Linked DNA regions of Homo sapiens: region 2 is linked to region 1. Evidence: chromatin loops called from intact Hi-C (ENCODE). Cell type or tissue: chondrocyte. All regions are shown on one strand. Each heading gives the region's core, and the rest is flanking DNA. Links, peaks and the distances in the headings are about the cores only.

Region 1 (17,226 bases), core at 1,798-4,297:
CACCTTATTTTGAAACATTTGCATTTCCTGAAGTCAAATGGCATGGTATATTTTAGTTTTTCTTTAAAAATCATTTAGATGGTTTCTAGCTAAAGGGAAAAACACAGGCAGCCCTTTTAGGAATGATGTTGCCAGAGCTGGTTCAGAAAGGGGCTAAAAGCAGGACACTAGAGGAGCTATTGAGGGAATGGGCTGTTAAACTTGGAGAAGACCCCAGAGAAGGGCACAGCCTCTGTCCTTTAATGCTTGATGAGGCTGTCGGCACACCGTGGGGCCCAAGCACTAAACCTCCAAGTGGAAGAGGAAGGAGATGAAGCCCTCAGCTAAGAGCTAACACTGCTCTAATCCCCATTTCTCAGATGCAGCAATGGAAAGACGTACACTAAAAACACCTATGTCACACTGTGAGTCACAGTGCTGGCAGCTCACAGAGTTGACCAGTCAGTGCTGCTCAAAAAAGAGGTGGGCTGCTTTGGAGGTCATGAGGCTCTTATCAAGAGCTAGATGAACATTTCATGGGTCATCAGCCGTGTGGCCTGAGTCTTCTCATCACCCTGTGAGTCTATGATATAACTTTCTTTTTTGGTTAGGAAGACAGAAAAACGTGACTTATAAATAGTGGCATTACATGCAGCTGAAATTCTGCAATGTCCCTGGAATTCTGAAGGCTGGGAGCAGAGGGAGCAAAAAGTGATGCCTGGAGAGGTTTAGTTTGAAGAACAGAGCATCAGAGTGGGGGAAGTGAGAACTGTCTGCAAGTCACGGCTGAGTTGATGACCTGGGAGTTAGAATCCTGGGATTTCTCCTCTCTGGGCTCTAGTGTCCCTATTAGGTTTGTGCAAAAGTAATTGTGGTTTTGGCATTAAAAGCAATAACAAAAACTGCAATTACTTCTGCACCAACATAATAGATGAAGAGCAGTGTGGATTTGATGATCTGTCTTAAAGGGCCTACCTAGCTTATTTCAGCAGGCTGTATAGACTCAGCCATCCCCTATCAGACCTGCTGGTGGTGGGGGTGGGAAGGTTTGGGATGGGGAGTCGGTCCCAGCTGCACCTGTCTATCTTTATGGGCATGTTGCATTACCCAAGGTAGGAGACTGTGTCTTCACACATTCAGGTTTTCAGACACCTGCAGTAGTAGAACAGAATATTTTAGCTCTGAGGACAATCTAAGTTATGAATAGTCTGGTTCTGTAAGGATTTGCATAGTTTGGAGAAATGAAAGTTCCCTGAGATGGCCTGGTTCAGGCTTGGTGAACACATAACCCATGTGCTCCTCAATGTTGCCCCTATGGCAGGCTGATCCTAGGTCATCCAGAGAGTTAGTGAGAGAGACAGGACCAGAGACCAGGGCTCCTTACTCTTTCTGTAGGGCAGTCTATCTTTCAGACAACCCTAGCACTGCCTGAACTTCCCTGAGGACCAAAGCTTTCAGATGCATCAGCTTTGTAAATCATCTTTCCAAGCTTTAGCCTCTTCTAGAAGGATCATGGGACTTTCTGTGGTTTTGTTTGAGAGGCTGAAGAGAAAGATGTGCCAACAAAACCCTCCTGGCCAGTTTCACACAGAGGAGAGAGATAGAAAGAGAGGTTGCTCGAGGTGGTGAAAGGAGCATATTCTAGAAGGTCAAGATTATGGAAACCTTAAGACTAGCTCTCACCTTGAGATTTCACAATATTAGACAGAAAGGGTCACTAAATGCCATGCTAACAGAGATCCTAGTTTTAGGAGTGGCGAGACTACCCAGAGAGACTAGGGTCTGGCCCAAGACTCCACAGTAGGTAAATGGTGGAGCTGGGTTCAGAACACAGGGCTTCTGACTTCTAATCCAGGGCTCTTCTCTGACTTTCAGTATTCCTGTGGAATAGGAAGGGTTAAATGCAGGAAGAAGTGGGTTTGCAGCCACTACAGACACTGGAACTGAAAACTGACAAGACAGCTGGAGGTGCTGGGAAAACAAGCACTAATGAGCTCCTGGGTTCCATCTTGTGGGAGAATGCCAGCAGATGACTTCAGGCCCATGTGCTGAACACTGCCAAGTTACAAGTCATGGGCACATAAAGATGCAAATATGCTCAAGGCGGCTCTACCATGGCAAAACAGACCAAGCCAACCATCCCGGCCAGATGGTATGTGGTTTGAGTGCCAGGTACCTTCCAGATGTACAGCACCTTTGATATAAGAACAAGGAAGACACGATGCATCGCAAAAAGAGCACCTGAATTCTGGTCATAGCTTTTAGCTCTGGATCTGTCATTTCCCCTTACTGAGCCTCAGCTGCCACATCCATTAAGTGAGAATTAAAACAATCAACCTAAATGTATGGATGTCATGAAGATGCAATGAGACCGTGGATGTCAAGTGATCAGTGTGGCCTGTGGCTAGAGGAGACACTCAGTAAAGTAGATTCTTTCTGCCTTACTCCTCTTTTCTTTGTTGTTATAGTGGCACAGTTTAGCAATGCCACTTAGCAGAGTGAATTGGCAGATGAAATGCTCATTAAAATGAAGCTCATGACATTATTTGATGGACGGGAGCTTCTCAATTAAGTACCTAAGTGTTTAAGGCTATCTGATGCTTCCAGGAATGTGTGCTGAATCCTCTTTACATTTGTTGAAAAATGTTTTAATCCTTCCAAGAAGGAAAGGGATTATCCTAATGACTCTGCATCTGCCATGCCCTGGCTTCTTCATTCCAGGCTTCAGGGACAATATCCAGGAGAGTCCCAACAGTGACATCTAGAGGACAGTCTCTCCCCTCTGGATAAAATTTGGATTCAAAGTGAGTCCTTAACCTGAGCAAGGGTCATTTCAACTATTAGGTTGGTGCAAAAGTAATTGAGGCTTTTGACCAATTCCTTGATATCACTAAGCCAACTAGTAATAGAGAGATAAACTGCAGGATGGACCATTTGTTAAACAAAGGACCACTAGGTGACCCTGATTTCCAAAAGGATTTGGAGAATGCCCATATGAACACACTTAGTGCTGACTGAGCACATAGGAAGTGATCAGTAAATATAAATTAAGGTCAAGTTGGAATTCCTTTAAATAATTTAAATCCTGCCTCCCCCCGCCCCCTGCCCCACCTACTTTCCTTGGGATGTTAAGGTCTTTTCAGTCCTGACTTGTTGCAGTGTATCTGCAACAGTTAGTAAACCTGTCTGACACTATGGGCATTTCCTTGGAATTCATTTATACTAAACACAGGTTGAATTGACATTACTGTGGGTAAGTAAGAAGCATCTTTAAAGTCTATAATTTAAAAGGAAAGGTGAGTCTGGAGACATAGGGTAAATTTTGCTAACATTCTAATAACCTTAATAAAAAAACACTCCCTACCTGTTCAAAATGCAAAAGTATGGCAGCAATTTTAGAAAGTTCGTTTTGGGTTCAAATCAATTTTAGAAAGTTAGACAGACTTATGTTCAAATTCCACGTCTGCCATTACTAGCTGTGTGGCTTTGCAAAAATCATGCAGCCTCTTTGAATTGTCCTGTTTTCTTCTTAAAAGTGAGAATAATAAAATAACTGTCATGGAGAGTTGTAGAGAGGATTAAATGAGATAATGCATAAAAATGAGCCTGGTGTCTACCACCCAAACTATACCAAACAGTGGTTGAGTCCTGTGCCCTAGTCCATGGTTTGTGCTGCTTGAAATGTAGAAACTTAAGCCAACACATGTTGTGTCTAGATAGTTTGAATGAAATACATAACAAAACAATTTCAAGGAATGGGCCTGCTTTCTCTCCCTTACCCTCCCTCACTCTGTTGCCAGGCTGGAGTGCAGTAGTGCGATCTTGGCTCACTGCAATCTCCGCCTCTGGGGTTCAAGCGATTCTCCTGCCTCAGCCTCTTGAGTAGCTGGGACTACAGGCGTGTGCCACCATGCCCAGCTAATTTTTGTATTTTTTTTTGAAGACAGGGTTTCACCATGTTGGCCAGAATGGTCTCGATCTCTTGACCTTGTGATCCACCCGCCTCAGCCTCCCAAAGTGCACGTTGCCTCTTGACTGCTTCCAGTGTGGTGTTCCGCTAGGGCGGCTGTCATCTGATTGTGACCATGGGACATGAGGGATAGTTGGGTCTTAGTGAGAACCTAGTCTTGGATTAATGTCACTGCCTTCAAGGTGCAGCTTTTATTGTTTCTTTGGGGTGGGTTCATTTGGTAAAATTAGAGAGCCAACCTCACTTCGTCTTCTTTAATGCCATTTTCTTTTTAGCAAGTGGAGGGGCAAGGAGGGTAGCTGCCACGCCTTATAAAATTGCAAATGTTAGAATGTTAAAGTGGTCAAAGAATCCTAAGATATTTGTTTGATTCATAGAACGCTATAATCAAAGCAAAATCCATCTCAGGGTTAGGACATCTGGCTTGTTCCCCTCACTTCTGATATTTTAGAAAACAGGAAACCCAAGACCCTGAGAGGGAAAGTGAATTGCTTCAAGTCCCAAGACTTGAATGTCAGCATTCCAAATTCCTGGGCCAGTCCTCTGCATTTCATACCCCAACTTTGGCTACAGACTGAATTCAGGCGAGGGTGGAGTTGTCAGGACCCACACGAGGTCTATCCACTGTTCCAACTTCCTTAGGGCCTCCAGGAACCTTTGGGTGTTGGAGGCTACATTACATTTGTAGGAAAGACAAATCTGTCTTAACTGGTAGGCAGTGGGGAAGGAATTGTCCCAAGGCACATGACCCTTCAGCTGCAAAGCCAGAGCTGAAATTCAGCCTCTAGAACCCTCGCCATGGACCATGTTTCCCCTCAGCACTTCACCTCATTCAAACCCATGCGTGTGGCCCTCTGTGACCCTGAGCTTGGTAACAGAGAGTGCACTTCTGAGACATGAAAGCCAAGAGCTGGGGGCCGCAGGTGCCGAAGAAGTGATAGAGCTGATAGAGCCCTGGAAGGGGATATGTAGACTTGGCCAGCAGGTAGGGGCACTGGAAGGATTTGCGGTACTGAGTTTTCCCAGATGGTCTACAATACAATCCCAGCTAAGCACAAGGGCTGCAAGGTGGATACGCTGGATTTGAGGTCTCACCCCTCCTAACCAGCTCTGAAATTTTAGGCAAGGCAACAAGCCTGTCTGTGCTCCAGTTTCCTTACCTATAAAATGGGGCTAATTATGATTCCTGGGGGCTTACTGTGAGAACTGCATGAGTGAATTACTAAGTACTCAGCCAATTCTTGGCACATAGTGATGCCTGTCAACGTTCATTATTCTCACTCTGCCGTGGCCTCATACGGATGCAATGAGGGAGTACAAGAAAGAACACTGACTACAGAATTCTTCTAGTGCAGGTAAGAGCTATCATTTGGTGGGGTGATTTGTTATAAAAAGGGCCAGGGTATATTGAGAAGGCCCAGAGGTGAGATCAAAGGACCAGAATCATTCTGCAAATCAAAGTCAGAACAATTTGAATTTCTGCAGAGTTTATGAGGGAAGTGGAAAGTGGAGGGGAAATGGGAGAAGGACATTAAGACAGGAAGGAGAGTGAGTCAGTTCAGGTGTCAGAGGGCTGAACCCCAGGGAGGATAGCTGTCCCTTGAGAAATTCCCAGTGGCTGGAATAGCTGAGGTCTTGCAAGAACAGAGGGACCTAATATTCAATTCTGTGTCATCTGCTGGGCTGCACTGGGATGTGCTACACTGCCCTACCAGCTTCTCTGCATACCCCAAATCCTTCTGTAGATGTCGCTATTCATAAATGTGGGTTACTATTCAAACTTGGAAATCAAGGCAAAAGTGGCTGTCTTCTCTGATTTGGGCAAATAAGCCAGAAACCATGTGCAGACATGAGATTCAAAATTTGGTGGAAGCAGAAAAGTGAAACAAGGAGTGATGAGGAGAAGGATGAGCTTCACTCTCTTTACAACATTCTCCTTGGTTCCGTGACATTTGTGAAATGAGATGGGAACATTTTATCTGGATATGAAAGAACAGAGTGGATCCTATGCCCAAAGGACATAGGTTCAACCAGGTATCAGATGAGGGTCCAATTGCTGTCCCATTTCATCCTCATGGTGGCTTCATGCAAAAATCATTATTAACTCTGTCTTCTGGGTGAGAAAACTAAAACCCAGAAAGGAGAAGGGTGTGGGGGAAAGGTTCTCCTCCCAGGCGCTCTTCCTGGCTTACTGCCTGTGAGGTGTCAGTTGGCTGGGGGCTATCCTGGCCAGGAATGGGAAGCTTGTGATAGGACTCAGAAATCCTTTCATTACCCAAAAGGGTTTGATTTTTGGTGTTTCCTCTGTAGCGAAGTGTATCCTGTGTTTTTTCTTTAGCATGTGCACATAGCTCTACATCCCAGGCTCTGAGCCACTGCTGATTTTCTGCTGATGGTGGAAGATTTTCAACAGCCAGTGAAAAAGGGCTCCCTAGAAGGTGTCTAGCTTCTGCCCTTTTCCTTTCTAGTGACAAACCACATGCTGCCCCTGAAGCTTCCTCCCAAGAGTACCTGAAAGATGGTTCCCCTCTGCCTGGAATGTCTTGCAATGGCTTTTTTCAAAAGGGACAATTTACTGCTTCTGTGCCTGTTTAAGCTGGGTTCGTTGGGGAAGGAAGCTGTGACTTCAGATTTCCTTGAGATTTTTGTTAGGTTTTTTTTCTTCTATTTTTACATATTGTACAAAAGAATTATAGTCTCATAAAGGGTCAAAGCTGGAGAGACTCCTCCAGGGCATTTAGTACATTGCTGTTATATTACAGATGAGGCTCAGAGAGGAGAAAAGACTTGTTGATGTGGTCAGTTCTGGAGCCCAGGAATATTTTTTCTACCTCACCCTACTACAGTGTCTCTGCAGATTGCTGAATTAAGGGGATGTTGACTTGCATTAAAAGCAAGAGAAAGTCAGGTACTGCCTCCAGCAGGTCACTGGCATCTCATGGTGGAAGCCGGTCATGCAGGGAGAAGAGGGAGGAGCCCCGGATTCTCACTTGGCCATTAACTCCTTGTATGACCTTGGGCAAATCACCTGGCTTCTTTAGGCCTCAGCGCATCATCTGCAAAATGGGAAGACTATTCCCCATGTTGCTGTGGCTTGCTCACAGGGTTGAGGTGAGAATGAACCCAAAGGAGGTATGGGAAGGTCTTTAACAAAAGTTTCACAGTCCCATGGGGATTATTGAGTTGGTGCAAAAGTAATCATGGTTTTTGCCATTGAACATAACGGCAAAAGCTGCAATGTCTTTTACACCAACCGAATATTATTAGCATTTAAAAAAATCTGGTTGTGGAAACATTGAATTGTAAACTGAGGTTGGTTTTGATTACTTTGTGTTCTGATATTCCCATTCATGGTCCAGATAAGAAGAAATGTGATAAGTGATTTCGTCCATGGTTGTGAAAAGTTTGGACTTTATAGACCCAGGAAATTTCTCCCCAGAATGAAAATTCAGAGACCAATATGAAGTGGACAGCTTTTTATTTTGCCTATTGTGATGATTAAAACAAAACAAAATAACTCTGGCAAAAAACAAGCCAACTTAACTCCTGTCTATATCAACTTCATGTTGTAAAAAAAGGACATTTTGACACACAAAAATGAAGGACCGTCTCAGAGGAAGAGTGCCTCTTACATTAGATATAGTTGGCCCTGTGAAAAGGGGGCTACCGTGTCCTTATTTTTTGTACTTCACTTTGGACTGATGAAAACTTTATCAACTTTATTATGGTACCAGAATACTAGTTAGAGCCCCTATGCTTGGCGACTTTGCATTGAAGTGCTCTTTAGGCGAGGAAACTGAGATCCAGAATGGCTAAGGTCTTATTACCTAATCAAAACTATCCTCGTCACTGAGACCGTGTTCATGTTAAAAATCCCTTCTCCCTGTCAAAAAATGAAAAGTTTCCATCTTCCTTGGAAAGTCTGGGTGGAGGTGGTGGTGGAACAGTGGGAGTGGGGAGGGGCAAGTTATATTCACTCAGAGCCTTTTGGTTTTTCCAAAGCTCCGTGTGAACGTGCATTACATGTTTAACTGAAACATCTGTCTCCAAAGCCTGCAGTGACTCCTCCAATTCATAAGCCAAATCCAGCCCACCACCTCATTTGATAAATAACGTTTTATGGAAATGCAACCGTGGTTACTTATTTGCGTGTAGTCAGCCTGGCTCAGCACTACAACAGCAGAGCTGACTAATTGCAACAGAGACATAGTGACCCCCAAAGCCTAAACGTTTACTATCTGGCCCTTCGTAGAAAAAGTTTGCTTACCCCTGCATTCTACTATGCTCCTTTTAATATTAATGTGACTGTTTACATAGACATGGTAGGAACTGAGGTCACATGCTAAGTAATTCCAGCCAAAATGAGATATTGTTGACAAGGCTATGATTATTAGTCTGCCTTGAAAGATCCAGAATCCCTGTCTTTTGGGGACTTTTGCCCCTATTTTTGAAGTCTCTGGGTGATAAACCACAGGAAAGGCATGGGCAAGGGAAACTTGAAGGACACTCCAAGTGTGATGCTGTGAGTGTGAGGAGCTGTGTCCAGTCATCTGTGTCCTCTGGTCTCAAGGACACTCTTGTGCCACTACCCTGGTGCCTACATTAACTCACTTCCTTACTTTTTGCTCTGAGCTTTCTGGCTATCCAGCTGTGTTTGCCATCTAGGTTCTAAAGGTTACAGGACTGAGATGGGAGTTGGTGTTCTTGGGCAGAAAAGACACTGTATCAGAGATGAGGACATCTTTCTGGGTTCTAGGCTTGGCTTTGTATGACCTTGGACGAGATACTTCACTTTCCCTCTCTGGGTCTTCCTTTTCCTTCTCTGAGCAATAAAAACATTAATCAGGTCATCTGAAAATTTCTCATCATCGATGTTAACTGAACTCGGCATATCATCTCTCTGAGGCTAGTAGAGACGACGTGTTAATTAGTGACTTCAATGATTGGAAATATAGGAGTGAGGAGGAAGTCTGTTTTCACAAGTCCTTGACTTCATTATGCATTTTAGCTATTACTAGTTATTTAATGATTACTATGTGCTGGTTGCCATGCCAAGCAATTTACAGATGAGATCTGAATGGCTTCTCCAATACCTTGATGAGGTGAGTATTATTATTATTCCCATTTAACAGATGAGGAGTTGAGGCTCCCCAGTGGGAAGTCAAGCCAAGATTCATTCCCCCATTTATCTGATTTCAGGTTTCAAGCATTTAACACAACACTGCCTTGCAGTCCTGCCTATGCCAGAGGTAGAATTTTCATTAGTGGGAGTGTCAAGAGCTGGTGGGAGACTTGTGGGGATGAGTTCAGGAGCTGCTAAGATGAATTCAGGTGCATCAGCTCAGTCCTGAACAGCCCTTGCCTCCACCCCTACCCACTTTACTGTTGGGTCATGTCATAGAGTTGTTTCTGGTTGATAATCAGGTTTCACACTTTATGGCATTTATCTAGATGACTTACTACACATTTACACCTAATTCCAAGATCTTACCTCCTTTGAGGGGGACGTTGTCAGGTGAGTTGGGAATGGAGTCCTGGAAGAAAAGAAAGAAAAAAGCAGCATGAGGTGTGACATTCAGTTGAAACAACTTTTTTTTTTCTTTTTCATTTTGTTGTCCTTAAAGTACTGTGCAATTTACAATTCATCCTCCACCTGAATTTTAAAAATTAATTCACTGATGTAGTTTCCAATGGGCTTTCTATCCATTTGTTTGACAATCTATTAGAAATGCAAGATGAGGATTACTGTCCCCGTTCCACAGGCAAGAGACACGGGGTTGAGTGAGATAAAATGACTTGCCTAGGGCCACATAGTTAATTTATAGAAGATCAGGGACCAGAGCTGGGACTTTTTTTTTTTTTTTAGACAAAGTTTTACTCTGTCACCCATGCTGGAGTGCAGTGGTATGATCATGGGTCACTGCAGCTTCATCCTCCTGAGTTCAAGCGATCCTCTTGCCTCAGCTTCCTGAGTAGCTGGGAGTACAGGTGCACACCACTACACTCAGCTAATTAAAAAAAGGAGTCTTGCTCTGTTGCCAGGCTGGAGTGCAGTGGCACTATCTTGGCTCACTGCAACCTCCGCCTCCCAGTTCAGGTGATTCTCCTGCCTCAGTCTCCAGAGTAGCTGGGACTACAGGCACCCACCACCACACCCAGCTAAGTTTTGTATTTTTAGTAGACACAGGGTTTCACCATATTGGCCAGGTTGGTCTCGAACTCCTGACCTTGTGGTCCACCCGCCTCAGCCTCCCAAAGTGCTGGGATTACAGGTGTGAGCTATCACACTCGGCTAGAGCCAGGACTCAACTCCCAATCTGGTGCTTTTCCCCCCTCCATATGTTTGGGTGTTTTTTTCTTTTTTTTTCCTTCTGGTCAACATGAGAATAATCAAGTATATCATAAAAGTAGATGTGTTTTTTTTTTTTCCATGTTTGATTCATCTGTGAACGTATGTTGTAAACATACCTGGGAAGGTACATCTCTATGTCTCCTGTGGTTGGAAATTCTGAATTAATTGTGTGTTTATATGCCAAGCATTGTGAGGACACCATACATAATTAAATTGGGTCCCCATCCTTATGGATTTATTACAAGTTTATATTTAAATATACAAATATGTATACACATGTAGTATACATACAAATGCATATTATATATTTAAACATTTACATAGTATATTATTTATTCTGTAATAAATATATACATAAATATTTACACAAATAAGAGGTTGATAGAAACAGATTGTCTTTTGAAGGAGGGAATCCTGGGCTGGGGATTGAAGGTGACTAAAGGGAGGTTCTAGTTCAAGGACTCTCAACAAGGAGTTAACAGAAGCAGAGAGGCACAGTTCTTTTCCCCTAATAAATTCTTCAGACACTAAGTTTCACACCCTGATTGTCCCTCCCCTTTCTCTCCAGCCATGGAGACACCCATACAATATTCTGCCAATAAGGAATGAAGTATTTTATTCATCTTTTGACCTGCCCAGGTTGGAATCTCCTGTATTGCATTGAATTAAAATATTAGTAAAGACCTAGAGAGGTGTGAGCGTGTGTATGCGAAAAAACCAACTTCCTAACCTCTACCAAAGCAAGAAATTAGCAGCCGCCCACAGCTTATTTTCTTAGTGTTCTGTATGAACACTAGGACCATCTGGAGTTCCCCTATTATTGTAACATTTCCCTGGGAGGTCTGTCATTTGCCTTCCGCTGAAAGCTTGTTTTCTTATGAATGGATCTCTTCTCTAGTGCAAGAGGTTGGTAGTGAGTCAAGGAGGTCTCCTGAAGGCAAAGCCCTGGCACAGCACCAATCTGGAGATGGGGGAAGTCAGCTTAAACATTTGGGCCCTACCTTCTCAGGGGAAGGGAGGCAAACTTGTCCTGGAAGGCCCTTCCTACTGTAACAGTCTACGACTTTGTTGCCTTAGTTGAAAGCTTTTAACCTAACAAAGCTAAGTTTTTGTAGTCTTTCAGTTATGCATGCAGTTTGCAGGAAAACTTGATATCACAAAATTCCCCTTTATGTTGCCCTTGTGAGACAACACACAACATTTTAAAATTTAATAAACAACTTACAACTTACTGCCAAGCGTGACCATTGATTAGCATGATGTGCAAATGCACTAAGAAAAATATCTGCATTGAAATGTCTTACCACAATCATCAAATTCATCAAGCTGCCCAGGGACATATACAGGGACAGTGAGAGAGGCTAGAATAGCAAACCTGGTACAGCCATCATTGCAGAGGCTGCTAGCAGTTCGGGAAGTCCTAGAGAATCATTCATGCAGCACACCTTGAATGAGCACCTGGTCTGTGGTAGGAACTACGTTAGTCACTAAAAGACATCCTATGGATTTTATGCTTTAGTCATTAAGGCAGCCATTTAAAAAATATAAATAAATGTGTAATTAGAATTGCAGGTTGTGGCAAGAGCTATGGAGGAAAAGAATCATAGTGCTTTAAGGTAGTGCTGTTAGAACTTCAATGTGCATATGAATCACCTGGGAGTCTCGTTAAAATGCAAATTCTGATTCTGCAGATTTGGGGGGAGTTTAACATTCTGCATTTTTTTCTTTTTGAGATGGAGCCTCACTCTGTCACCCAGGCTGGAGTGCAGTGGCGCAATCTCGGCTCACTGTAGCCTCCATCTCCTGGATTCGAGCAATTCCTCTACCTCAGCCTCCCCAGTAGCTGGGACTACAGGGGCCCACCACCACCCCCGGCTAATTTTTGTATTTTTAGTAGAGACGGGATTTCGCCATGTTGACCAGGCTGGTCTTGAACTCCTGACCTCTTGTGATCTGCCCGCCTGGGCCTCCCAAAGTGCTGGGATTACAAGCGTGAGCCACCGCACCTGGCCAACATTCTGTATTTCTGGCAGCTTTCGAGTAATACTGACACTCCTGGCCCACAGAACACTTTGAATAGCACAGCTGTGAGAAGTAATATCAGAGAGGAGGACCTAATTTATATGGGGGTCAAGGAAAGCCTCTTTTCTCTCTGTCACTTGAATGCATTCTGGTTTCCTAATTTCAGACATGGGATGTCAAAAGCAGAGCATCTCAAACAGGAAAGAAACCTGTCATTTAAACCTTCACCCAGGGCCCAGGAAGTCCATGACAGAAGCGTGACTATTCCTATTTTGAAGAGCTCTTGGGATGAGGTCTTTACAGCTTCTCCTAGCTACCCATGGTAGTCAAGATTAGACAATCAAAGCCAGAGGGAGATTGAGACATCTTTCAGTCCATCAAGCTAATTTTATGGAGGAGGAAACCAAGGCACTCATGAGTCAGAGGCAGATCTTGGACTGAAATTCTCTGGTGTACTTTCCACTGCCCTAGGAGAGATGCTGTTTCCAGAAACAAAGGATAGAAGAGCTCATTCCTCCCTCCTCCCCTCTCCCATAAGCAGTCCCTGCATTTGGAGGTGGAGAAGCAATGTCTAAGGAGATGATGGCTGTTGAAATTCAGTGAAGACTGTTCATAAACAGGTATTACACTAAGTGTTGTTCACCAACTCCTCTTTGGCAAGATGTCCCCCAGTCCTAGAATTCTCTCCCTAATCTTGTCTGGGGATCTGGGTCCTAGCTCAGGAAATGTGAACTATCTTGCTCAATGACTTGGCTTTGTGTAAGGTAGTGCCTAGGCTGAATGCAGGCACAAACAAATGGACTCTCCCAGGTTTTCATTCTCAGCTCCACTGAGTAGCTCAGGAAACTTTGTCTCCGTGGTTATCAACGAGGTATACTTCCTTAAGTGTACTTCCTCTGTTTTTGGCCTCTGTAGATGTCTGATGAGTATTCCCAACAGTAATAAAGTTATTTTCATGTATGGAGGGAGGAATGGTCATGTTTAACCTGTTTGTCTCCAGGTAAAATGACCCCCATCCCAACCATCTTCCTTGCCTTGGAGTGTTTTCTTCTCCTTTAATCAGTGGTTAGATGGCTAATCATCCATCTTTCCACTGGGTTATTGTGGACATCATAAGATATTATAAAGTGTTAGCAAGTATTTGAAAAGCATAGCTATTTTGAGCACTGCCTTGGTGTTAATGATGTGCTTAATTTGCCTCAATACCTTGAAAGGCTTGTTTCTTTTCACAGAGGAATGATCAGCAGATGCAATGAGCTCCTGAATTTGCTTTGGACACAAAATGCCCCCGTGGACCAAAAATGATCAAAGGCAGCTCTGTTTGGAATATGCCAGGGGAAGTCCACATTCCTTTCCTTGTTGCCCTCACATAGTCTTGTAAGGTGGGCTCTGGCTCATGGCCCAAAGGGACTTTTGCCAAGGATACCTCTTATTTTCAAGCTAATTCATTGGGCACTTAATGAGGGTTACTCTACATGCACTATTTCATTTGGCCTTTAACTTGACCCCAAGAGTTACGGATTCATCAAGACTTAGAGAAGTGATTTCATAATGTGATAATGTTTATAGAAGGTCCCACAGGTGGCGAATAGCACAGAAGGGATTCAAACTTAGGTGTTTGACTTTGAAGGCACTGCTCTTCAATGTCCTGCTACATTGCCTCTCTAGATGAGGGCAGGATAAAGCTGAGCAGAAAAATCTCCTGAAATTTCATGGAAAAGTGAATAGAAGTCATAGAAAATCCTCAGGGGAAGACTATTTTTACTGGGAGCACATGGTCTGCCAAAGTGAGAAGTGGACCACAGTGGCTTAAAGCAGTGCTTCTCCCACTTTAAAAGACTGACCAGCATCGGGGGATTTTGGTAAAAGCAGATTCTGACTCAGTAGGGAGGGGCCCTTAGGTTTTGCATTTTTGATGAGCATCCAGGTGATGCCAATGTTGCCAGGCCATGGACCACACCTTGAGTAGCAAAGTCTTAAATACACTACTCAGTAGGCAATCAGAACACCTGAGGTCTTGAGAGATGGCTGTAGGAGGCTGAGTATAGATTTGGGCTCAGATATGGGCTTAGGAAATCTTTCTAGTTTGAAGATGGCAGTGATATCCTGTCCTCTCCGTCTCTTCTATCAAATCTTTTTATCATCTAGTTCCGTTTCTTCTCCTCTGTACAATCTGGACTGACTTCTGGCCCTACCATTCCTCTCCTCACACCTGGGCTTGCCTTCTTATGGGCTGTGCCACTGCTTTCTCTTTTGCCTCACCTGGAATATCCTGCTCCTCCTCCTCCTGCCACCATCTTTCCAATGGGGAGCTCTTCTCTACAGAAGAATGACAGCTAATAAATTTGGAAGGAGTGACAGACTTAGGCATTCCCTCTTTTTCAACCCTCAGTGCATTAGCTGATTCAGACAAGGATCATTAAGAAATGGCAAAACCACCAAGTGAAGAGTATTTATGTCTTCAGAGTATTATCCCATACATAGATTACTTTTCTTTCTTTTTCTTTCTTTCTTTCTTTCTTTCTTTCTTTCTTTCTTTCTTTCTTTTTTTTTTTTTGAGATGAAATCTCACTCTGTCACTCAGGCTGGAGTGCAGTGGTGCCATCTCTGTTCACTGCAACCTTGGCCTCCTGGGTTCAAGAGATTCTCCTGCCTCAGCCTCCCTAGTAGCTGGGACTACAGGTGTGTGCCACCACATCCGGCTAATTTTAGTATTTTTTGTAGAGACAGGATTTCGCCATGTTGGCCAGCCTGGTCTTGAAATCCTGGCCTCAAGTGATCCACACACCTTTGCCTCCCAAAGTGTTGGGATTACAGGCATGAGCCACTGCTCCTGGCCAGATTACTTGTTAATGAGAAAGAAAAAATGTTTTACAAAGGCGATAGTTGGTGGTCACCGCTTTAATCAAGTGACTAAACCTATAGTCAAAAAAAATGGGACAACCTGACATATGTCTCTAGCTGTGCTACAATAAGACGTATATAGAATTACCTATATACTATTCTTACTAAAAATGTTTCATCTGAGTATAACCATGAGTTAATACTAAGACAAATCCAGGCTATGAATGGATTTCTACAACAGAATTGGCCTGGACCCTTTAAAAAAAGGTCAATGTTATTTAAAACAAACACCAAAGGGCAAAGGAGATTTTAGCTCGGTGCTTCTCAAACTTTAATGTGCATACAGATCACCTGAGGAGCTTGTTAAAATGCAGATTCGGATTCAGGAGATCTGGGGTGAGCCCTGAGATTTTGAATTTCTAACAAGGCCCAGGACCACACTTTAAAAAGCAAAGTTCTAGATTAAAACAGATATTATCATAACACAGTATGTGACCCTAGATTGGTTCAAACAAACAAAAACACAACAGCCATACCTATAAGACATTTTTGAACAAGTAAAGAAATTAAAATATGGACCATATATTATTATTAGATGATATTATTGAATTAATATTAACTCTCTTGGCAATGATAATGGCATTGCAGTTAGTTAAGAGATGGGTACTGAAGTACATGTGAGTGAAAGGTCATGCTGCCTCCAGCTTACTTTCATATCCTTATATAGAGAGAGCAAAAATACAGCAAGATATTGACACAGCAATCTAGGTGCCAAGGTTATATTAGCATTTGCCATTCCACTTTTCTGTAGGTTTGAACATTTTCAAAATAAGACTTTGGGAATAAGCCATGACTGTTGTAATTCTTGGAAGCCTGGCTTTTGTTCTAGCTCTTCTACAAACTCCTCCTTCATCCCAAGCAGAAATGACTTCTCCTTTGCTCTGTGGCATTCTGTGCCATTCTGCCCGGAACCCAAGAACTTGGTGTTTGGGCTTCATCTGCTCAATTTAACAGAGTTCCCAGAAGACAGGGTCTTGCCCCTTCCACTGGGGACCTCCCCACATAACCTCACACAGGGCTCGCTCCTGGGAAGATTTACAGTGGATTTTTCTGGATTGCTAAATGGAATGAATGTCAGGTGGAGGGAGTACCTTGGGTAGTGGGAAGTGTCATGGGGCATTCCAAATAACTTCTTCTTGTGCCGAACTCCTATTAGCTCAACAGGGAAGGCACCATGTTCAAGAGGCTAAAGAAGAGGTGTAGAGTCAGCAAACAAGATGTGGGGTTTTATTGGGGGCTTACATACAGGGGAGAGAGTCCAGTGGCAGTGAGCTGAACAGGAAAACTGCTTTACGGACAGAAATGATCTCATGGCAGCAGGCTGGACAACATATTCACCTTATATACCGTCCAGTGGTGGTGGGTTGGGCAGGAAAACCACAACCACTTGCAAATAGCATGCAGTTTCTATAGCATGCTCACTTAACAGCCTCCCCTTAATGGCCTCCACCTGGCAGCCTTCATGTAACCAAAAACTCAGGCCTCAATCTCCTGTATGGCCCATGTTCCACGGGATGGGCTGGGGGCTCAGATGTTCCTCACAGACAAGGAATGAGTCTCCAGGTTGACCACTCCTGGACTCTCTAGCTTGGAACACCCATTCAGACGTGTCTGCCATATGTGGTTATTCTAAGGGTATGCTTCAGTTATTGCTATATCAGGTGTGTTTACCCTACACTTCTATTTTGTATCTGAGCTTAAAAATAAACCCAAAATACCACACCACCATCACCACCACCAATAATTACTCCCCTTAAACAGGTGCTCAGCTCCACTGTTGGTGTGGAGATAATTTAAAAAGAGTATTATTATTATTATTTTTAAAAAAAGAATTTTTTTTGCTTATAAAGGGAAAAGAGGCAGCTTCTTTCTTGAAAGCCTACCGATTGTGAACCCTATACTCCAACCTTTTGGAATGTAACCCTTTACATTCTCCCCTGGGGCTAGAGAAGCCCAGTCTCCTGGTTTACAAAACAAAGACGTCTCTAAGGTTGAGGGC
Region 2 (2,500 bases), core at 1-2,500, 480 kb before region 1:
TGGACCCGGCAAGGCTAATGCACACTGACTCCCAATATGGTCTATGCTTCCTTCCGGTTCTCTCTTCTGACATTGGCAGATCCGTTGTTAGTACCTGCTTACTCTATTCACCACACAGGAAGCCTCAATGAAGGCCTGCTCTAACCCAGCCATCAATCAAAACTGAGGCCAGAAAGGGGAAAGAACTTGCCCAAGGTCGTACTCTGAGTCAAGGTCAAACCTGAGTTCTTCCCAAAGGAAAATCTGGCTTCCAAAGTAAACAGAGAAATTACAGAGGTCAAACACAGAAAGAATAACAATTACCAACCCCAAGTGCCTTGCTTAGGCCAGCTACCTTGTACAGTTTAGCTCTAAACTTAATAGGCACCGCCTGAGACATGGAAGGGTCCGTGTTTCATAGATGACAGCAGTGAGGCTCAGAGAGGTGAAGCTACTTGCCCAAGGACACCCAGCAAGCAAGTAGCAGAGTGGGATTTGAAGCCAAACCAATTGCTATTCTGAGACCCAGACCTGCAATAATGGAAATGTTCTATAACTAGGCTGTCCAACAACTATTATTTACATTTAAATTACAATAAAATTAAAAATTCACTCCCCCAGTCACACAAGTTCCACTTCACTAGCCACATGTGACTAATGGCCACCATCCTGAACAAGCCTAAACACAGCCCCAGATCAAACCCCTGACCTTTCCTCCAAGCCTGGTCCTTCTCCGGGGCTCCTCATCTCATTGCTCAATCCTAAAATTCCAAACCCACTGGATCTATCATCAAGCCCAATGCATTTTACTTTCCCTTCCAAAAGGACCCTCCATCTTCACTAACTCCACTCGGATCCCAGCTGTCCTTGTCTCTCACCTGGACCATTACCACAGCCTCCTAAGGGGCCTCCCTGCTTCTACTTTCACCACCTTGCCCGATACTTTCCTTATGTAGAAGACAGATTCATTTAAACTGCAAACCTGATCTCGTCACACCCTCCTTTAAAATGCCCCAGTAGCTTCCAAGCTCCTCTGCCTACCCTGAGAGGGGCATTAGCATCCGAACCAATCTCGCACCTTCCTCCCCTACTGCTTTTTTTCCGATCCAACCATACTTGCCATCTCTCAGTTCACTCAACAGATGGAGCCCTTTCCCCACTCCAGACCTTGGAGACCAGACCATTGTTCCTCTGCCCAAAACGTATTTCCCTTCATTCCTCACCTGGATAACACCTACTGAACGTCCAGGTCTTGGCTCCAATGACACCTCCTCCAAGAAGCCTTCTCCAGCTCCAAGGCAGATATCACTAATCCCCCTCGCCCAGGGCACCGTGCAGCACTCACTCCCCACAGTTTGAGATCGTACTAGACTACAGACAGAGAGTTCAAAGTCAGTGCGCTGCACCCCCTTGAATGGCACATGGGAAACACCTGACAAATGCCTGACGGAATCCATGAATGAATGAATAAACAATTAAATAAATGGATGAGCAGGCATACAAACAAGCTAGTCCCCTCCCCATTCTGGTTCCTGCAGACAGGCCGGAGACATTTCCCATTTATGTAAAGGTTGCATTTGACAAGGCCAGGGCATGTAGGGAGGCTGGGTACATGCAGCCCAGCTCTACAGGCTGCAGCAGGGAAGGAGCATTTGATTTTTACAATCAAAGGGAAGACAAAGAGGTAAAAACACAAATCAGTTTTGTTTTTACAGGAATCACACTCTGGGAAATGGTGTACATTTAATCCAGCCCCTCATTCTGAAAGAAAGAAAACTAGGGTGAGAGGTAGAGGAGGGGTGTCACTGGTCCAAGGCTTCCTGGGCAGTTGGGGCAAAGCTGGACCAGAATCCAGTCTACCACCTGCTTCAAGCTGCTCTGTAGACCTGCAAGAATCAAGTTCTCAAGCTCAAGTCCACAGCCTTCACAGACACAAACAGTGACCAGCTGGAAGATAAGATGGAAGGAAGGGGAAACCTCATTTATAGTAGCAACAGAAGAGAAAAAACTACCAAGGAATAAACTTAACAAGAAATGTTAACAACACCTATATGAAGAAAACTTCACACACTTCTAAAACACTCTAAAACACTCAAAATTACTCAACAAATAAAATATCCCCTTTTCTTGGAAAGGGTTCAGCATTATCCAGACATCGGCTCTCTCTCAGCTCACTTATGTATTTAACATTATCCCAACAAAAACATCAACAAGCTTTTGTTAGAAAAGTCAGCAAAAATTCATGGGGAAAAATAAAAATGCACAGGGAAAAGCCTTAAATGCATACTGCTAAGGGGAGGAAGCCAGTCTGAAAAGGCTACACACTGCATGGTTCCAACTATGTGATATTCTGAAACAGGCAAACTGATAGAGACACTGTAAAGATCAGTGGTTGCCTGAGGCTCAGGGAAGGATGAGAAGTAGAGCACAGAGGATTTTTAGAGGGGTGATACTCTTCTGTATTACACTATAATGTTTGATACATGACATTATGTATTGATCAAAATCCAATGAACTGTGA

Evidence for each region. Peaks named below come from ENCODE experiments on the same cell type or tissue, not always from the same donor. Only the 100,000 strongest peaks of a DNase experiment are listed, where the experiment ranks them.
Region 2: it touches region 1 in a loop (3-fold over the local background); 5 of 110 quality-filtered maps call a loop at or near these places.

Annotation. Positions count from the first base shown.
Region 1 is chr9:114,908,656-114,925,881 of GRCh38, forward strand. It overlaps TNFSF8 (TNF superfamily member 8), which reads right to left. Exons shown (of 4, transcript NM_001244.4): 2 at 9,441-9,483. Among named protein-coding and RNA genes, the nearest start is that of TNFSF8, 13 kb to the right of the region's middle. In chondrocyte, for the core only: CTCF peaks have their summits at 2,750 (motif pointing left) and 2,953; no DNase peak of the experiment used is centred there.
Region 2 is chr9:114,433,836-114,436,335 of GRCh38, forward strand. All of the region lies in intron 3 of WHRN (whirlin), which reads right to left. Among named protein-coding and RNA genes, the nearest start is that of AKNA, 47 kb to the left of the region's middle. RefSeq lists enhancers at 994-1,493, 1,059-1,178. In chondrocyte, for the core only: CTCF peaks have their summits at 1,128 and 1,327; no DNase peak of the experiment used is centred there.